Regions from separate parts of the Mus musculus genome. Here region 2 is linked to region 1. Evidence: chromatin contacts called from ENCODE Hi-C or POLR2A ChIA-PET data. All regions are on one chromosome and are shown on one strand. The core of a region is the stretch at or near the end of the contact, and the rest is flanking DNA. Distances in the headings are between cores, read along the strand shown.

Region 1 (5,720 bases), core at 1,078-3,577:
CCCGACTGCTCTTCCAAAGGTCCAGAGTTCAAATCCCAGCAACCACATGGTGGCTCACAACCATCCGTTACGAGATCTGACACCCTCTTCTGGAGTGTCTGAAGACAGCTACAGTGTACTCACACATAATAAATAAATAAATCTTAAAAAAAAAAAAAAGCGGCTTTCTTCCTGAGCAAGTCTTGGTGCTACACTGGAATCCCAAACATCGCTAATATAGACTTTCTATAGCTTAAGCCTGTGTCTGAGCCACCTTGTCCAATGAATGCCCCACACCACCATCCACTCAGATAGATTCTATTTTTTTTAAAGATTATTATTGTTGTTGTTATTTACATTTACATCCGTGCATGTGCTCACAGGTCAGCATGTTGTTGTTATTTACATTTACATCCGTGCATGTGCTCACAGGTCAGCAGGTGCCTGAGGCTGGAAGATTCCCTCATGCTACAGATGGTTGTGAGCCACTCAGTGTGAGTGCGGGAACTGAACTCAACTCCTCTGAGAAAGCAGCAAGCCCCCTTAAACCCTGAACCATCTCTCTTCGCCATCACCTATTCTTGATTCTAATGTGCAGACTCAAGTTGTAAACACCACTGCAGAGCTTTAAAAGGGGGGGGGGGTCGGGGAGGACAAGGAAGCAGTGTCCCTCAAGATTCAACGTGTGAACACACATGAATCACCTGGAGATTCTGTTCAAATGTTCTAATTCAGGAGTTCTGGGCTGAACCTGGGGATCTGGGAATCTTCCCTTGAAACAAGCTTGGCAGGGGGGCGGGCATGGTGATATACACCTGTAAACTCACCATTTAGGATTGAGAGGGTGTGGAATTCAAGGTTACCCTGAGCAACCCTGTCTCAAAAAGACCAAGCCAAAACAGACAAAAAAGGCAAAACAAAAACACCACCAGGTTTCCAGGAGCCACCCAGGCTGCAGCTCAGACTGCTCTTATGTAACTGTGTGGTAGCTTGAATGATGGGAAGTATGACTTTTCAGGCCAGCTGGGACCTTAGTTAACTGAGTTCTAAAAGGCTTGTTTTCTTGTCTATAGCACGAGGCAAGAAGGCCGAGAGCTTACAGCTCGATGTTTTCAAAGCCTTGAGTGCCTGCACATACACCATACACATGCACACATACAGACACACACACCCAGGGCAAGCAATAGTAACTACATTATAGAATGCCCGGCATGCTCACCCATGAAGCACATTTACCCCGTGGCAACAAATGCTAGCCTTTTGGCAGGATAGGAAACATTTGTTGAACGAATTATCAGCCAGGGATTTTTCTTTTTTTTTTTTTTTTTTTTTTCGAGACAGGGTTTCTCTGTATAGCCCTGGCTGTCCTGGAACTCACTCTGTAGACCAGGCTGGCCTCGAACTCAGAAATCCACCTGCCTCTGCCTCCCGAGTGCTGGGATTAAAGGTGTGTGCCACCACGCCTGGCTGGATTTTTCTAAGGGCCATTATTTCACCATCTACATTTTGCAAAAGAAACGGGAGCTCAGAAGTGGTGTTCAGTGACCTATTGTTACACGCCTAAGTCGCTAAACCGGAATCCAACCTAAATTTTGGGTTCTTTATCACTGTGAACCCATGGAGTTGTAGGGACCAGCGCAAGCCAGCATTCCTTCTCTGAAAGCCTTGCTTCCAGGCTAAGAGGTGACGCTCAGGGGATCGGTAGGTGGCAGCGGAGGGCTACGAGGCTGTATGAGTCACTTCGTTGCCTCACTCCCAGAGCCTGCGCAGAGACTTGGTTCCACAACTTTCCCTCCAGGCTATGCTTGGCTCGCGGGGTTCCCTAGTGGGAGACCTCAGGGACCCGTCAGACACTAAACAAGTTCATATACGAGTTCACCAAAATAAGTCTTTGTCGGCTGGGAGGTCTCTGAGAAAAGCAAGCATTCCTTTCACCAGGCACACTGAACTGTCACCTGGAGAGCCCAGCAAAAGAGAGGAAGGTAGGGATCTCTCTCGGATCCCCCTGAGCAGTTTAGGGACTCCGAGCCTCGGTGCACGCCCGCTGGCCCCGAGAAGACTCTGACCTCGGAAGGGCGTGAGGCGAAGTCCTCATTTACCAACGAAGACCTCTGGGAGTGGGGGGGACAAGTGAATTTAGGGAAAGTGTAGGGGTGGGGGCTAACCGGGCGGTTTCCATGACACCGGGGACGTCGGAGAGGAATGTACACCCCAACCTATGGCGAAACAAGAGCGGCGCCTTGCGAGCCCCGCTCAAGGAGGCAGGGGATCCTGGGTGGGAGGGGTTGAGGGGCGTGGGGAGCCGGGCAGGCCGGGGGGCGGGGCGGTCACGTGCGCCCGAGGGGGCGAGGCCCCAGCCTGCCCGGGAGCAAACCGAGCTCGCCCTGCCACAGTTCGCTGTTCAGGAGTCAAACTTTTTCCAGGACGGTCAACGCTTCATCTGGACAGCCTGGAACGCGTGGCAAGGCGTCTGCGGCCAACTTGGGGGACAACAGTTTGCTAGGGAGTGATCGTAGGAACCTGAGATCTCGATTTCTCCGCTAACAGAGGTGCGCTCCCGGAGAAGTGTTGCCTCAGCTCTAGGGGGACAGGCAAAAGGCTGCTGACCCATAAGACTGTAGGAGTCAGTACGTGCCTGGGATTCAGGAGCTCGTTGTGGTCATGGTGAATGAAAGTCTCAACCAGGAGGAGAGCAATGACAGACCTGCGCCAGAGTCGGAATTCCAGATGGACACCAGCTACTCCACCCAGCCCAGCGGCTCCATCCATCCCAGCGTCTCAGGCCACCCCAGCGTCTCAGGCCACCCCAGCGTCTCAGGCCACCCCAGTGTCTCCATCCATCCTAGTGTCTCCATCGACCCCAGCGTCTCTGTCCGTCCCAGCAGTTCAGCACTCCCCAGTACCTTGGCTCAACCCAGCGGTTTGACCCATCATAGTAGCTTGGTTAGAGAAGACAGCGTGATCAAGGTGAGCAAGCGTCGTTGGGTCGTGGTCCTGGTGTTCAGTTGCTACTCCTTGTGCAATGCCTTCCAGTGGATTCAGTACGGCTCCATCAATAACATCTTCATGAACTTCTACGGTGTCAGTGCCTTTGCCATTGATTGGCTGTCCATGTGCTACATGCTGACCTACATCCCTCTGCTCCTGCCCGTGGCCTGGATGCTGGAGAAATTTGGTCTTCGAACCATCGCTATCACCGGCTCAGCTCTCAATTGCCTGGGAGCCTGGGTAAAGCTGGGCAGCCTAGAGCCTCACCTCTTCCCGGTCACAATGGTGGGTCAGGTCATCTGCTCTGTGGCACAGGTCTTCATTCTGGGCATGCCCTCACGCATTGCTTCGGTCTGGTTTGGAGCTGATGAGGTTTCAACAGCCTGCTCCGTGGCTGTGTTTGGCAATCAGGTGAGTAGAGGGCGGGTGTGTGTGTGGACGGCTGTTCCAAAGAGAGAGAGCATCTCACCATGATGGGGCTGAGTATGTTAGAGGGTACCTGACGATGAGAGAAGCTGTAGTTTTCTGGTTCACAGACTTTATGACTCTTGGGTGGCTTTGTGGTTGGGTGTGGACTGACAGTGTAGTTGGGTGATTGTGACTGTCAGTGACATTGAAGATTAATGGGGCGGGGGTCACAAACAAAGGACTTTTTCTTTCATCCACAGTTTTTCCTAGCCTGTAGGAAGCATACTAATTAAAATATGATCGTTTTTTGATGGTGTTTCTCCCCAGCCTTTATCAGTACACCAGTTCCACCAATTTTAGGAATGCTGGTCTTTTCTCTGGTAGCAATCTTTGACTGCCAGGTGGCTGTTTAGGTGTCCTTGGTGGTTTTAGCTGGACCAGCCAGATTTGCTAGAACTCAAGATCCTCTGTGCACGAAACTGTGGGCTGGGCTGTTCTTACCTTTTACGCAGAGCTGAAACCAGGACACCTGGAACCAGGCTTTGCCCTAAACTCTCTGGGATTTAGAGCCAAGTCGAGTAGGAGAGAGTAGAAATCTCACTGCGAACTTCCAAGAAAGCTTCTGGTCTAAGCATCTTCTGTCTTTCTCCTTTTGCCTTTTCTCTTCCTGGGGCAAGCAATTCCACGTTCTTATGATCTTAGAATGGTTCTCACTTAGAAGCTTGGGTGTGTTATGCATCTGATTGCTTTCTCTGTGTATTTGAGGCAAAGCAAATGTTTATGGGCCCTTCTTTAATTGGAGCCTAGGTCCCCAGATTCATTTCTTCCAAGTTGCATGCTGTCCAAGCTGCTGCTGACAGATCACTGGTCACCCTTAGCTCTGGTGAGCCGATTTTGTCTTACCAGTTCATTTAATTTAGAAAATGTGTGTAACCTCTGACTTAGGCAGAAACGTCCTAAAACTTCTCTAAAGGCAGATTTCTTTTTCTCTTCATAAGTTTAAAAAAAAAAAAAAAGCTGGGTGGTGGTGACGCACGCCTTTAATCCTAGTACTTGGGAGGCAGAGGCAGGTGGATTTCTGAGTTCAAGGCCAGCCTTGTCTACAGAGTTCCAGGACAGCCAGGGTTACACAGAGAAACCCTGTCTCGAAAATACAAAAAAAAAAAAAAAAAGTTTCCCTGGTGCTCAGTGTGCTGGTGCAGGCCTCTGTTGGAGGATGTGATGAGTTCCAGGCCTGCCAGAGCCATCAAACTATTCACCTGATTTCTTCTTGTGAGTTTTGTTATTTGGAAAACCGAATTGACTTAAGCCTGGAGATGAGCCAGACAGTGGTGGCACGTGCCTTTAATCCCAGCACTTGAGAGGCAGAGGCAGGTGGATCTTTGTGAGTTCGAGGCCAACCTGGTCAACATAGTGAGTTTCAGGACAGCCAAAGCTACAAAGAGAAATCGTGTCTTGGAAAAAACAACCAAAGCAAAAGTCTGTAGCTGAAAGTAGATGGGCCTTTGGTTAAGGACACATTGCAAAGAGACATTGAGGGCTGGAGAGATAGCTCTGCAGTTAAGAACACTTACTATGCTTGCAGCAGACCTGAGTTAGATTTCCCACACCTCTATTGGATGGCTCACAACTACTCATAACTCCAGTACAAGGGGATATGATGCTTCTGCTTCCCCCCCAGGGCATCAGTGCTTAGATGTACAGACTCACAAGTTATAGCAATAAACATTTACAAATAGGCTTTAGAAAAACATAGATATTGAACTGGGTATAGTGGTGCATGCCTAGAATCCTAGCACTTGAGAGGGAGACACAGGAGGGTCAGAAGTTCAAAGTCATCCTAGGCTACATAGTGAGCTCAAGACCACTGTCACTCTGTCTCAAATATAAACAAACAAACAAACAAACAAATAAATAAGAGAATTGCATTTAACAGTCATACTTTTTGTTTTGTTTGGTTTGGTTTTTTGGGTTTTTTTGTTTGTTGGTTTGTTGTTTTTCTTTTTTTGTTGTTGTTTTGTTTTTTGTTTTTCAAGACAGGGTTTCTCTGTATAGCCCTGGCTGTCCTAGAACTCACTCTGCAGACCAGGCTGGCCTCAACTCAGAAATCCGCCTGCCTCTACCTCCCAAGAGCTGGGATTAAAGGCGTGCACCACCTGGGGACATCCAAATTGTTTGTTTGTTTGTTTGTTTGTTTGCTTTTGAGACACAGTTTCTTCTTCTCTGTGTATCCCTGGCTGACCTGGAACTCAGAGCTCTGCCTGCCTCTGCTTCCCAGTGCCGGGAGCAAAGGCAGGCACTGCTGTCACCACCCAGCTCACTTTTTTCTGTCATTAGTCCTAAGG
Region 2 (5,720 bases), core at 1,535-4,034, 78 kb after region 1:
AGAGCTTCTCGTAGAGAAAAGTGTGGTCTCGGAAGCTCTGGAGTGTGTTCCCCATGGCTATAATGGACACCATAACCAGCCAGCTTCGTAACACATTCAGGAAGCGGCTCATGACTCCCCTCCAAGAGAGGGCGCTCTGCCTTGGGAACAAAGAAGGCTGAAAGTTACTTCTACATCAGTCACAAGCTGTCACCTAACCTGTACGAGGGCTGTCTGGAGTGATGTCGGCAGAGCACTTCACACATACCTCTGCTAGTCCTTCGGCCCCACCCTATTTCTTGCTACACCACTTTTATTTCACAAAATATCTAGGAATATTTACCCTAAACAGAGCTATGCTGATCTTTGTCACGGAGGTTTAAAAAAAAAATGCAGTGGGTGGAAATGTCAAATCTAGCACAAAAGACATAGTGAGAAGGACAGAAGAAATGGGGGTGCGGACATTTCTATAAGTAATCAAATGGATTTCTGGGCAAGCTTGTGTTCCTGCCAATGCTCGGTCACTCTAAAGAGGGTGAACGACCAGTACACCTTGCAGCAAGTGGCACCACATTTACCTTTGCTCAACTAATCCTCCAAAGCACAGCATTGCTGTAAGTCAGAATTCCCTCCACTTGCCTGGAATCAGTATTACGCCTTCATCTCTTCATGCCATCCCTTTGCAATACAAATAGCTCAGGGTGATTCAAAATCTACTCAGATACCTGGACACATCCTATCAAATGTACAGAAGTTGCATCATACACTTGAATGGAAACCATAGTGTAACTGTCTGACTAGTCTTCTTAGTTTCCCTCTGCATGGCTCCCAGACACATCATGTTTCATAAACTAAAACAATCGAAAAGACTTGGAAAAGACCTGTCATAGCTTGATGTTGGGTTTCAAGAAAAGTACATTAGCTATAGTTACGGAACACTTGTGTCCTACACTTATATGTGCCCCAAGTATATAACATCTTATTTCACTCACTCCCTACATCAGGATAGGCAGGCACTATTAGTATTTCCACTTTACAGATGGGGATCAGAACCAAGAGCTAAGTGATTTGCTTAGGTAACATAGCTAATATGTGGCTGAGTGCCAGGGTCTGTGGACTCTGTTGCAATACTCCCTCATAGAATGTTTTGATAAAGTTCTCATCTTTTAAAAAATATTTACTTATTTATTTATTTAGAGACAGGGTCTTACTATGTGGCTAGTCTGGAACTCTACATAGATCAGGCTGGCCTGGAACTCACAGAGATCCATCTGCCTCTTCCTCCTGAGTGCTGGGATTAAAGGTGGGTGCGGCCAGGTGCAGCAAAGTTCCCATTTTTTGAGGAAGCTGGTAGGAGAGAGAGCTAGGTTCGGTACTTTTTGTTTAGCTCAAGCCTCGCTGAGTAGTGATTTCCATCAGCTCTAAAGGGATCCCACAGAGACAATTTGTCATAGCCACCATCATATTGGCCCTTCATTTACCTATTGTCAGGCTAACTGCTTTGGCCTGAAAGCTGTAAGAAACTATCAGGCTTCCCTTATCACTGTGGTAATGTTTCAGTATGATTCCCTACTACCCAGTGTATATAGACATCAAGTGAAGTGATGACGAAAAACCAACTATAAAGGGCTCCAGGAGAGAAAGGGTGGACCCAGAGGAAAGAGGTCTCAAACGGGGACTGTCCCAGTCTAGAGATGCTGGGGTGTGCTGATCTTCACAGACACTTACAGCATATGCCAATCTACTTCTTTTTACTTTCTCCTCTCAACACCAGCTTGGGTTATTTAAAAATCCCCCCAGCCCGCCCCCGCACACACTCCCTTTCAGTAGAACGTAGAACTTACACCCTCCATTTATTTCACAGATCTTAGAAATCCCAGAGCTGATGAAAACACACCAGAGCATTTCTGTATGACTCTACCAATTCTTTAAACCCATTCCCTTGGAGTTATGAGGTGGAGAGAGAGGTGGGGTACACCCTTGCCCAGGTCAGCATGGATGCGATACTAATTAACAATCAATAGAGGCAGACTCCTATCCTAGCTACACCACTCATATCTGAGGGGTTCAGACAAGCCAGTGAGACTCTAGAGACTCGGTTTTCTCATCCGTAAAATGGGGATATAAGCCTCTATCTCGAGGGTTACCCGATAATACATGAGGAAAAGTGAAAGCTCGTTGCAGAGCTAGGTTCATAACGACTGCCCGTTCACTCACCCATCCCCAGAATTGACCAAATCTCCATTTTCCTAGCACCTCCTCTTGGACATCGTTTCTAGACTCCTCCACCACCACCTCCGGTTGCTTTCCAGGCAACCCCCACTTTCCTAAATTTTGCAGATAGTTTTACTCGGGTGCTACATCCCACTCCAAATTCTCCTACCTGACGATCCAGTACTACTGCAGCAGTATCAGCAGCATCCGCAAACCAGCTCTCCCTAGGCCAGCTCCGGTCCCAAGTCCACCTGGGCCACTTGTTCCCGCCCCCTCCCTCAGCCCAGCTCCAGGATTGGGTTGTTTTTGTCAGTCCTCGTTCTGATTGGCTACGCTGGCTCAGTTCGAGCAGGCGATAGGGAGTGAACTCCTTTGCTGCCAATCAGCAGTTGCCGCCGCCTGAGCCTCTTCCTGCTACGCCGCTCACGCGGTAAACCCTTCTGTCGAGCGTGGCGGAACTCTGAGTTTGGAGTCAGTCTTTTAGGGGTGGGGAAAACGCAGAGAGAAAAAGGAGCCAAGAAACCTTCTGGTGACAGCCTGGGTTGGCTCTGGTGTCTGAGCGCGCCGTGGTGACGCCATCCGTCAGCGCCCGCAGCCGAGCGTTGTTCGCGCCGCTGGCGGGCGCCTGCGCAGTGGCTCTTAGCGGGCGGTTGCTTGTTGGTTGTTGTAGTAACGGGGGAAGCAGCCTTCGGCGGCTGCGTTGATTCGGGCTGGGGAAGGAGGAGGGAGGTGAAGCAGAGCGTGGTCCCCGCCTGCCGGCCCCGAGCCGTGAGAAGATGAGACAGGTAAACGCCTGCGCCGGCGCGCTCCGGGGAGGTGCGCTCCAGGGTTAGGCGGGCGCCGCTGCGCTTCCCTCCGAGCTCCGGAGCAGCTGTTGGCTTCCGGGCGTGCTGGGCAGAAGCGCTGCGGCAGAGTCGCCGCGTCCTTGCCTGCGGAGCTGCCTGGGGTTGGGGTGTGCTGGGCTGGAGCTGGCGGCTGGTCCCTGTAGGGGCAAGGACTTCCTGAGCATTTATCTCGTTCTACTCTTCAGGGAGCCGAGGAAAGGTGGGCATCCCTGAAGGTTTTAACTTAAAAGACTCTCAAGCATTTTTGGGTAAGGTCGAGAAGTTCCTTTAGGAATCACCCGAAAAGAATCATTGAGGTTGTTTGGTATTACTCATTTCTGCTGAAGATGTGTAGGGTCGGGGTTAGTCACTGTTGCTGCTTGCTGCAGTTGCTTTGTTTTTGAGAGTCTTATTGTATAAGTCAATGCACAGACCAGCAAAAGCTTGGAGAATTGCCACGAATTGATTATCTTTGAGTAGTGACATTAAGGTTAAGCGTTTTCCCTAAACGTTTCTATTTTCTCTATAACGAACATGAAACTTTTTCTCTATGGAAAGTGTTTGAAGTTAGAAGCCTGGGAATTGGAGATTTCCTAATTTTATGTGTCTACTTGATATCCGGATTAAAATGTGTGATTAAAAAAAAAAGTACCAATAATTAGAGTATTTGACTTCCCCTTTCCCCGGCCATTTATGTGATCCCTGCTGAGGAGAAATATTTTCACCACCCTTTTATTAATAGTTCGGGTGATTTGGTTTTCCTAGAAACATAACAGCTTATTCTGTTTGCTTGTGGTAGAGTCTGTATAAATATTGGCAAGGGTTTTGAACCTTGGATTTTTATTTTGATCCTGGTCAGATTTGTTTAGCAAAGAATTTTCTAAACATAGGCTTATCAACTGTCCACATCAGTGCCCTAAAGCCTCTCCTTTGGTGCTTGCTCTTTTATTATATAAAACGACTCAAATTCAGTAACAGCTTTTTAGATACAGCAGAGACAGTATCTGTTTGAAAAAAATTTTGTGTCATACCCTTTTAATCCCAGCAGAGGCAGGCAGATCTCTGAGCTCTAGGCCAGCCTGGTCTACAAGTGAGTTCCAGGACAACCAGGGCTACACAAAGAAACCTTGTCTTGAAAAACAAAAACAAACAAACACAGAAAAAAAATTCTTGATTTTTGTGATATGTGAGGTGCACTGTGGCAGAAGGTAAGCTTCTAGAGACTGGAAAATACTCAGGAATATATTTCTTTTCATCTTAAAGATCATGCAAAAAATCCTGAAGTATGCAACTGCATTGTCTTTGAAGTCCTTTGACTTTCTTACAGGAGTCTGTGCCATCCAAATTGTTTGATCCAGTGAGACTGCAAGGAAGAAAGGTCTCTGAGGCCTCTGTGTGCTGACTGTATGACAGACCCCAAAGGAGATGCCAGTTGTGATGGCCCGGGACCTGGAGGAGACAGCATCGTCCTCAGAGGACGAGGACCTGGCCAACCAAGAGTGAGTGACAGTCAGCCCGCCCTTAAGGGGGGGGTTCCTTTATTCACCTCCAGGTTTCCTTCTTTGTGTTGCCTGGCCCTAGCTTCCATCTGTGTTTGGAGTCAAGATCATATTATTCACTTCCCATCCTTTTTCAGAAATTCGAAGGGTGGGCTTATGTTTCTAGGCCTCTAAGTCAATATCACCTTTAGATGTTCTAAAGTTCAGATAGGAACTCAGGTGAACTTGGTTCCCCACCCCCTTCTGCTTTGTTTTTGAGGTGGGGGTCTCTCATTTCTGTTGCCATACCTCCCACCACATCTGGCGCGCTCTCTCTCTCTCTCCCTCCCTCTCTCTCTCTCTCTGTGTGCACATTTTAAAACAGACTCGCCTGCTTGAGTTTATGTGCAGCATGGGCATGCAGGTTCCTGAGGAGGCCAGGGTACATGGAATTCCTTGGAGCTTCAGTTACAGAGTTTGTGGCAGCTTGATGGAGTGCTGGGAAATGAACCTGGCTCCTCTGCAGGAGCAGGAAGCTCTCATAACTGTTGAGCCATCCTTCTAGTCCCTGCAGTTGGCTTTGTTGTGGGTTTTGGGGGATTGAACATGGGGCATCAGGCTTCCAAGCAAGTACATTTACCTGATGCACCATCTCCTGGCTCTAATAGGTGAACTGAGTGCAGTACGGATGTGGAAGTCAGAGGACAACTTTCTGGAATCTGTTCTCTCCTTCCATCATGTGGGTCCTGGGAATTGAACTTGGGTCAGGTTTGGCGACAAGCACCTTATCCGCTGAGTCATCTTGTCAGCCTTGTGTCTTGACCATAGCTTCTAGTAATTGAAAAATTGGAGATTTTGAAAATTTTAGAGATTGGTGAAACGTTAAGTTCTTAGGCTCTGACCTTGACTCTATAAGTTTTCTCTGAAGCATTTACAGCTGTAGAACGGTGATGATATGAAGGGCAGGCCACACACAGCAGAACCTCTGTGAAGATGCTCCGATGAGAATACTAGAGCTCTGTAGCCTGTGCCGTGTTCATTGAACCACAAGGGCTCTCTGTAAGTTCTTTCAGGTTAAGGGTCAAGGTCATTCATTGACTGTTGGGTCCTCATAATGAAAATGATTAACAGGGCCAACTGTAGCTTCTAGAGATGGTAGAGTAGATCATTTAATATGCACACTGAGAGATTTTAATTTAAAAATATTATTTCCACCTTATTAGAC

Evidence for each region. Hi-C counts contacts between places; a loop is a spot of excess contacts on that map. ChIA-PET counts read pairs that join two places held with the same protein, here RNA polymerase II (POLR2A).
Region 2: a map of mouse trophoblast stem cell shows a loop between it and region 1 (5-fold over the local background). The contact joins the promoter of Erg28 here to the promoter of Flvcr2 in region 1. A Hi-C loop is called at or near these places in 26 of 37 maps with a recorded cell type or tissue (Patski, T-helper 17 cell, adrenal gland and 6 more). POLR2A ChIA-PET finds 5 or more read pairs at or near these places in 3 of 5 experiments (Patski and embryonic stem cell).

Annotation. Positions count from the first base shown.
Region 1 is chr12:85,744,212-85,749,931 of GRCm38, forward strand. Flvcr2 (feline leukemia virus subgroup C cellular receptor 2) reads left to right here and starts at 2,328. Exons shown (of 10, transcript NM_145447.2): 1 at 2,328-3,378. The coding sequence starts at 2,641.
Region 2 is chr12:85,822,109-85,827,828 of GRCm38, forward strand. It overlaps Erg28 (ergosterol biosynthesis 28), which reads right to left and starts at 2,785. Exons shown (of 5, transcript NM_021446.3): 1 at 2,363-2,785; 2 at 1-140. The coding sequence starts at 112. Ttll5 (tubulin tyrosine ligase-like family, member 5) reads left to right here and starts at 2,812. Exons shown (of 34, transcript NM_001081423.3): 1 at 2,812-2,978; 2 at 4,345-4,516. The coding sequence starts at 4,443.